Linked DNA regions of Mus musculus: region 2 is linked to region 1. Evidence: chromatin contacts called from ENCODE Hi-C or POLR2A ChIA-PET data. All regions are on one chromosome and are shown on one strand. Each heading gives the region's core, a stretch centred on a gene start or an enhancer-like site at or near the end of the contact. The rest is flanking DNA. Distances are from core to core; before and after follow the strand shown. Region 1 has its middle 39 kb from the start of Plcl2. Region 2 holds the start of Plcl2 (phospholipase C-like 2).

Evidence for each region. Hi-C counts contacts between places; a loop is a spot of excess contacts on that map. ChIA-PET counts read pairs that join two places held with the same protein, here RNA polymerase II (POLR2A).
Region 2: a loop to region 1 is called in a map of heart, with 6 times the contacts of the local background. The contact joins the promoter of Plcl2 here to the enhancer-like site in region 1. A Hi-C loop is called at or near these places in 10 of 37 maps with a recorded cell type or tissue (T-helper 17 cell, T-helper 2 cell, heart and 3 more). POLR2A ChIA-PET finds 5 or more read pairs at or near these places in 1 of 5 experiments (embryonic stem cell).

The regions. Positions count from the first base shown.
Region 1 is chr17:50,468,424-50,472,455 of GRCm38, reverse strand. No RefSeq gene overlaps it. Among named protein-coding and RNA genes, the nearest start is that of Plcl2, 39 kb to the left of the region's middle. Within about 2 kb of position 1,491, at least 2 of the 3 ENCODE cell types and tissues checked have a DNase peak (open chromatin) inside an H3K27ac peak, as active enhancers do; they include heart, where a contact is called at or near this core.
Region 2 is chr17:50,508,093-50,512,581 of GRCm38, reverse strand. It overlaps Plcl2 (phospholipase C-like 2), which reads right to left and starts at 3,035. Exons shown (of 6, transcript NM_013880.3): 1 at 2,645-3,035. The coding sequence starts at 2,974.

The DNA of each region.
Region 1 (4,032 bases), core at 242-2,741:
AGGATAGAAACAAACCATATTTCCCCCACGGAGGATGCTAACTTGCAAAGGGAAAATTCCAAGAAAAAAAAAAGAATTTTAAATTCAAGAATAGTTTTGTTTGGGTTAGATATAAAGATACAGACGTATTAAAACTTTATCAACATGGTCCTCTTAAAAGTTCTTCTGAGAAAACCATTACCCAATCATATTAGTGTGTAGGTTTTTCCACTTCTAAATATGTGATTTTATGATTTTCAAAAATCATACATTTAAAAATGCATGTACTTTGTTCTTTTCTGTGTGCCTGGGTGTTTTGCCTACACATCTGTATTTGTGCCACCTGTGTGCTTAATGTTCCTGGAGAGCAGAAATGGGTGTCAGATCCCCTGGAACTGAAGTCACAGGTAGTTTCAAGCTGCCATGTGGGTGCTCAACACGGAACCCAGCTCTTCTGCAAGAGCAGCTAGTGCTCCTGACTGCTGAGACTCCCTTCTGGTCCTCTGCCTGCTTCCCACAGCAATCCACATTTCAAACACACACACACACACACACACACACACACACACACACACACCTGTATGCACTCATATAAGTGAGATCAAAGCTTACCCTAATGGCTTTTCCAAACTCGAACTCAAGTTTTTTCTATTTTGTCGTATATGATTCTGCATATTCTGTTTTAAATCATTCTGTCCCTTCTGTGTTTGACACTGTTTTGTTTTTTTGGTGTTGGGGATCAACATACTAGGCAAGTGCAATGCATCTTAGTTATGTTTTCAGCCCTGTGTTATTCCACTGTTGTTCGATGCTTTGGAAATGCTGGTAAGTATTCACAACATTGATCCCACCACCTGTTCATAGGTCAAGACCTGGTATTTACAAAACACTTGAAAAATAGGAGACTGGTAGCTTCAGGGAAGGAAAAAGAACATCTGAGACACTTAAAAGGAAAAGAGTGGGGAGGGTCACACAAAGGAGAGTGACAAGAGAAAGCCTGGTTCCTGTCTTATGTCTTGGCCAGCTCAGAGCCTGCACTTCCGCATGCACCCCTGGCCTTCCGGCTCTGGACCTCTTCCTGAACCTACTTCCGGTTCCTGTACTCAGCTGCCTGTCACCTCTTAGTTATCTAAAGGTGCCTTTTGTGCTCTGAGATCTCTAAGTCCCTCCTGCATGCCAGTCCTCTTTCCCTGGTATGTCCAACCTAACTATAACTCTTCCTCCTCCTCCTCCTCCTCCTCCTCCTCCTCCTCCTCCTCCTCCTCCTCCTCCTCCTCCTCCTCCTCCTCCTCCTCCTCCTCCTCCTCCTTCTCCTGGAGGATTCTAGGAAACAAGACTAAGTGGAAATGATCTGGTTTTAAAAAGGTTTTGAAAACCTTGACAATTTGGAGAAGATTATGCGAGCAATGTGGTATGGAAGAACACAGGGAAAAGACTGGAAGAGCCGGAAGTTTACCAGCAGCAGGAGGCCAGTCAATAGGCTGGATCCATGCCAGCCCTAAAGGGAAAGCATTTAGACTGCCTAGAGAGAGAAAAAAAAAAGTAGGCCAGAAGAGGGATTTCTCAACAAGAATCTCAAGTTACTATCTTCATATGCTTAGACCAAGACCACGGTGAACAGATTTGCAAAGCCATGGGCCTCCTGTTAAATCTCTTCTAAATGAAGTGAAGCGCTGACATAGCTCGCTAGCGGTTGTGACCTCAGAGCAGATCAAAGCCGGTTTCCTCAGTGCAGAAAGAGCACAGGAGGGCTTCGGTGGTGAACCAGACTCTGGTTCGCGTGCAGCCAGAACAGCTTGCCAACCTTGGTTTTTACGATTTTTTTTTTTTTCAGCTGCTGAGACAGGAAATGACGTGAGGCTCTGAACACACTATTACAGCAAGCAGCTGTTCTGAGAGAACTTTCTGTTTCCAGGCCCGGCACCTCAGAATGTTGGCTTCTGTGTGGTCGGTTGTTGAAGACCAACTCTGTGCGAGGTGTTAGGTTGAGAAGAGGTGCAGCAGAGGATGCTGGAGCCGCAGCTGAGGTAAAAGTGTGGCTTTGATCTTCATGCCAGTTCCCTAAGCACGGCTTACTAACCATTCCGTCCTATCTTTTCAGACTTGAGTCTTTTCAGACTTGAGGGAACTTCATGACCTCACCAGACTCTAAGCTGCATCCTATAAATAAGGTCCTGGCTTCCCATCTCCTCTTTCTTCATCCTATATAAAAGGTTGTGCATGATCAGTTTTCTCAACAACCACAATGGAAAAAATGGAGAAGTAAAGAGGAAAAAAAAAAAAAACCACGAAAATGCAGCAGTTTGCCTTTCCCACAACTAAAATGAATGAACCACCCCCATCCCCTTCGGTGCCTGGGAGAGGAAGTACAGTTGCAAATGTTACCCGCACTAAACCAGATTAATTTTCCATTCAAGAGGAAAAGTAAGCAGCACGGGGCAAGGGAGGCAAATTGCAGGGCCCTATTATTTAGCACGTTTGAAATGAAAGGCAATACTGCTATTGAAGGCAGGCTGAGGAGCGCTCTCTTCCTCTCGCTAATATCCGCCCACAGGTTGCCTAGCAACCAAATTACATCGTGGAGAACACTCCCCAGCAATAACTGACCCTGAATTTTAATTTTCATGTTGACGTTGAAGCAGACTAAGTAAGTAAGTAAGTAAATAAATAAATAAATAAATAAGTACAACCACTCTGAAAGAGCATTCATTTTGATAACTGAGCTACAACTGTAGACTATAGGATAGCAAACACAACATTTTTTTTTTTTTTTTTTTTTTGGTAAAGACTTTCTCTTTTCTGGAGCATTATGCTAAAAAGTAAAAAGAATCTGGAGAGGCTTATTTTAAAAAATACCACGATTCCATGATTGCTTTATGAAGATCAGAATGGGAATTCTACTTAACAAAATAAACCCTAAAATCTATGAAAATACTGTATATAAAAAAAAGAAATGTCAAGTTTTAATCGTTGCTTTTTTGAATGACCTTTTAAAAATGAGAGCTAACTGTCAATGTGGATCATAAAAGACCACCCAGAACCCCGGCATCACTTCTTCATGCATGGCAGAAATAGTGGTTCACAGGAAGAAAGGAAAGGCAGCCTGTCCTGGGTTTCTCCTCAGAGTGCTATTTGAGTCCAACAGTAGGAACTGAGCATGCTGAAAAGACCTCCCCGCTGTCCCGATTGTCACATGGGCACACTTTTAGAAATGTGTTCTATGAGTTCAGAGTTCCTTTTCTCTGGGTCTGGACACAGCATGTTTATCACTTCGGAAAAGACATCCTTCTAGCCTAGCCTGAGGAGGAAAAGAAAACAAGGAACACCTCTTCTCATTTCCATGTGTGCTAAAATGTCTGCATGAAACTTAATTCCCACCAACAATACTGAGTATGTACCAGAGCAAACAGAACAGAAACAAAGGCTTGTTTAGGGTTTAGATCCAGCTGTGGAACCCCTTTAGACATCTGACCTTTTAGCTCACTGATAAAAGAAAAGAGCATTAACATTCATTTGGCCTGCAGACAGCACATGACTTTCATCCCAGAACTTGGGAGTCAGAGGCCTGTAGATCTCTGAGTTCTATGCCAACCTGGTCTACAGAATGCTAGTCAAAGTGTCTTAGGGTTTCACTGTTGTAAAAAGACACCATGATCAAGGCAACTCTTATAAGGGAAGCATTAAATTGGGACTGGCATACAGGTTCAGAGGTTCAGTCCATTATCACCCAGGCAGGATCATGGCAGTGTACAGGTAGAGATGGTCCAGGAGGAGCTAAAAGTTTTACATCTTCATCTGAAGACCACTAGGAGAAAACTGACTTCCAGGCAACTAGGACGAGGGTCTTAAAGGCCATGTCCACAATGACAGACTTCCTCCAACAAGGCCACACCTCCAAATAGTGTCACTCCTTAGGCCAAGCATGTTCAAACCACCACACAAGGCTACACAGAGAAACCCTATCTCAAACAAACAAGCAAACAAACAAACTCATCTGTTTGGATAGTTGTGGGGCCTAAGGTCACTTAGCTCTGTGACGTCAAAGAGTAAACA
Region 2 (4,489 bases), core at 1,786-4,285, 39 kb before region 1:
AACAGGATATGAAGATTGAAAAGAAAATGGAAGACAAGGGAAAAAACCTGAAACTGACATTTCTAACAACACAAACCCATAAACACTTGCTGGCCTCTGCTCTCCAGCCAGCCTCGCTGACCGGCTGCTGCCCCAGCACACTTGCTTACTCATCTGCTCCAGACCAGCTGACCACACTGACACCTCAAAGCCCGTCTCTATGAAGAGCACAAGAAACCAAAGAGAGACACCATTATGGCCTTTTCCCATGGGCGCTGCTTAAGCTTAAGCACTCTGTTATCTCTTTTTTAAAAAGTGAACTATAGTTTCTGCCATTCATGCGACCAAGAGACCTGTGCAGCATCCACTGCTTTATAAAACTTGACACTAAATCAAAAGACTCCGTTATTCTATTAAGATGTTATCTTTATGCTGTACAACGTACCTTTAGAAAACCCAACACTAAATTCCTAAAATCTAAATGTTTGAAGACATCAACTCATCATCTGAAACGTAACTACTGACCTATCCAGCTAGGGTGGCCTTCTTTGGCTATTCTGCAGATACAATCAATTTTCAACACTACTTCCATGATTTTCAAGAATGGTTAAGACAAAAATAAGCTGAACATAATGACCAGAAAGGGGAATATGTCAAGCTGTCTTATGTGGTACAAGATACCAAGATATGACTGGTAAATCTAAAACCACCTGTTTCAGAAACTAACAAAAGTTAGAGAAAACACATACTTCCTTATCGTTCCTCGGACCCAACAGTAAGTAATTTATTGAGCACCTACTATGAGCCTCTAGCCCTGTGCATCTAGGGATGTAATGGTGGATAAAAAGTTAATTGGCTTCGTTGAGGAATAGAGAAAGATGAAACATAACTTTGAAACTCAGAGTTCAAAGTAAGCAGCACCACCATTCCTCAACTTGTTATTTCTGAAAAATTCACCATTTTTTCCATGTGCCTTTACAGGAATGGTCAGTCTTGACTCTGTAAGTCACAAATAGGCAAGCCGCACTTCTTTCCTGGCTCTCACAACTGTCACAGGGAACAACCCTACTGCTGTTACTGTCCTTCTCTGTGAAGCATGGCCTTTTAAATGTGAAAACTGGCCACCAAAAAAAATCCTTGAGGGGAAAGGTTGTTAAAATTACATAAACCGGTATATTATCTAAAACTTTCACATAAGGTGTTATTAATATCACAATGCAAATTCACCACAAATATTTAACCAATAAAAACAGGAATGTTGCATAGCTCTGCAAATAGGATCAATAATCATATATACTCGAAGACAACTTTCCTGGAAACAAACCACATACTAGAAGGAGAAGATATATCCATCACTAAGAGCTACACAAGCAGGAAAAAACGGACACCGCTTTTCTTGGTTTAAAAGTTAGACCATACACTTGATCTTTAGAGACAGGCAATGCACTTGATCTTTAAGCCCTTCAACTGTGCCCTGTCCACACAAAACCTGAGCAAGCAGATGACAAGGCTAGATGCAGTTTCACAACAGCCTCTTACACAGCACCAAAGTGGTCTGTTACACTAGATGGCTGCAGATGATGATAACCCAGAGGCACCTTCACAGTACTTGAGCATTTCTGAATTTCAAATACCACCAGTGTCAACTCTGTGCTGTTGGCACATTCTGACCTGTCTCCTAAGGGTTGTCAGCCACAAACAGGATGAGTTAGCACCAGACAGTACTCACTGGCCTGTCCTAAAAACTCCTTCATGTCTCAAAAAGCAACATTCCATATTTGCTCCATATTTGAACAAGCCAAATGGGCTGATCTGGCTCAAGGTTCTACTTTTCGTAGCTTATCAACTTTCTCTTTTCACTTCGAGTCACAAGAAATATTTTTATGTTGCAACTACACTGCAATGTTTGAAGGAAGCCACCATAAACTCTTAATGTCACCTCTTGAAATTTAAAATTCACAAAACAACTGGTGGCTTTCTAAATAGCACCATGAAAAACAAAACAAACAAAAACAAAAACAAGCAAAAACCATTCCAAAGAAACTTGCTAATTTGGAGAGGCCTGCTTATAGCAGCTAGGAAAGAATTAAATTGTGCGGAACTGTATTCTCTCAGAGCTTTTGAGGCTAAAAAAGAGGAAATCTGTGTTTATGTTCCCTTTCTCCGAGTAACTGAAGGAGAGGTATTTACATTCCCCAAATACAATCACTTGCAAGGGGCAACCAATTACCCAGTAGATTAGAAGAAATCTATTAAATAATATATGTTCATTGCCTGGGGTTTTGAGAAAATATTTTCACATGATCCCTGTCCTTTAAAATACAATAGAAACCTTACAGGGAGTGTGCCACCATGCTAAGCTGCCTCTGAAAAGCCTGTCCTACCCAGGCAGGTACAAGGCCATTTAATTCCAAGTCAATCTGGAGAGAGGTGACAGCCCCAAGTTGCTCTGGGGATGTCAGAGCACAGCACTCCTGCACACTCAGATCACCTCTCCATTCTTTCCCAATGCCATCAGCTTTCCAATCCCTGCTCCAGCACTCCAAACACCCCTACACCCTGGCTTCCCCTTCGCAGTGGGCTCATTTTGCATCGCCTCCTTCCGCCACAGCTTCTCCGGGGCGGGGAAAGCGAGCCCAAGGACGCGCGCGGGTCTCCTACTTACCTTGATGATGCTGCTCCGGCGGGGCAGGCCGCCCGGTTTGCTGTCCCTGGGGACCGGACCGGCAGCTGGGCTAGGGGTCCGCGCGAGCGCCACGCCTAGAGGTCCCCTGCCAGGGCTGGTCCGGGCTTCGTCCCCGGACACGCCGAGGCTGCAGTCTCCGTTGGAAACCCCGCCGCTGTCATAGCGCGCCCGCCCGTGGCCGAGGCGACCTCCCCCGCCACCACCTCCGCCTTCCCCGGCTCCGGCTTTCAGGGCGCCCTTGGCGCCTAGGGCCGGGCTCGGGGAGGTGGGCAGGGCCCCTCCTGCGGCGCCCCGGCCACACTCCGCCATGGGCGCCCCACGACCCGCCTGCACAAAGCCGCGTCCCCGCGTCCCCGCCGCCGCCGCCTCGGGCCGCTGCGCGCGGCCCCTCCTCCTCGCCGCCGCCGCCGCCTCGGCCGCTTCTTCCGCTTTTTCTTTTCTTTTTTTTTCTTTTTTTTTTTTTTCTTTCTCTTTTTGGTTGGGATGTGGCGCGTGCAGCGAGCTCGCCTCCGGCGCGAAGGACGTCGTGCAGGCGGAATTACCTCTGGGGTCCTGCCGGGGTCGGGGAGAGAGAGAGGAGAGAGGAGTCAGCTTGGGCGGCGGCGCCCCCGCTGCCGGCACCTGGGGAAGGAAAACACGCCCCGGCACACGCGCCGCTGCGGGCGCCAAAAATAACGCGCGCGCGCCAGCGCCCACCGCCGCGCGCCGCGTCCCCTCCGGCCCCGCGCTCACCGACGAGCGCCGCGTCCCCTCCGGCCCCGCGCTCACCGACGAGCTCGCGGCGGCGGGGCGCGAGGGACACGTGCGCCCACTCCGCGGCGCTGGCGACACGCGGAGGCGCGGCGCGCGGGGCTCCGGGGTTCCCGGCTCCGCCCAGGCCCGTCAGTCTCCCCCCCCCCCCCCACACCTTCAGGGCTCAGCCGAGGCCCAGGGCGGCTTCTGATGGCCCCCGGGCCCACCGCCACTTACCCGCGGCCATCGCCTCCCGGGCTTCGCGCTGCCCCCTACAGGCCGAGGGGACCCGTCCGGGCTCCGGGCACGGGCGTTGCGGTTGTGGTCGCTCTCCTAGGCCGGCTCAGCGAGGCGCACGCCACAGCCAGCTGTCAGTCACCTGAAGGCATCCCGAGGGGGACAGCGAACCCGCAGGCCGCGGGCGAGCTGAGGGTCCTGGGGCTGTGGTCTTGGCCGCTGCACCTCGCGTCCAGCTCCAGCCCTTCATTCGGAACCCGCTCCCTTCCCACCCTGCTCCCCCTGGGCTTCCTCAGTGGAGCAAACCCATTTCCCATACAGAAACCAATCCTCTTGCGTGTCCTTGGGCTGCTAAACTCAATGAGCACGACAGGTTGCCAGGATCTGGGGTAGGGATGGCATGGCTGGCAGGCGTTGAGAGACAGAAGACCTCCGCAGAGTTTATTTGGTGCCTCTGGGTTGTCCCACGGAGGTTTATCATTGTAGTCTGTGTCTTTCCTAAACCTGACACTAGAGAGACTTGCTTGTTCAACCCCTAGTGGGTACCATCCAAATCAGGACCATCGTTTGGGACAGGATCAAAAATCAATGATTAACATGTCGCTCTCATATGCAAATACTTTCCTTAAACCTCCATTCCTGGAGCCAAGGAAGAACGCAGGGCCACTGTGTAGCCTGGCAGAGCCATTGGCAGAAGAGCAGGACGAGTGCACTGTGTGGTACCAGAGGCTCCACCCACCTCCCCAACCCAGCCACCCTGAGGTCCAGTTTCATGCCTGGTTCTGGCTTCCCAGTTTTTCTCTCACTGTATTTCATCTTCTGGAAAGGCACTTTCCCTGGGCCAGGAGTACCTGA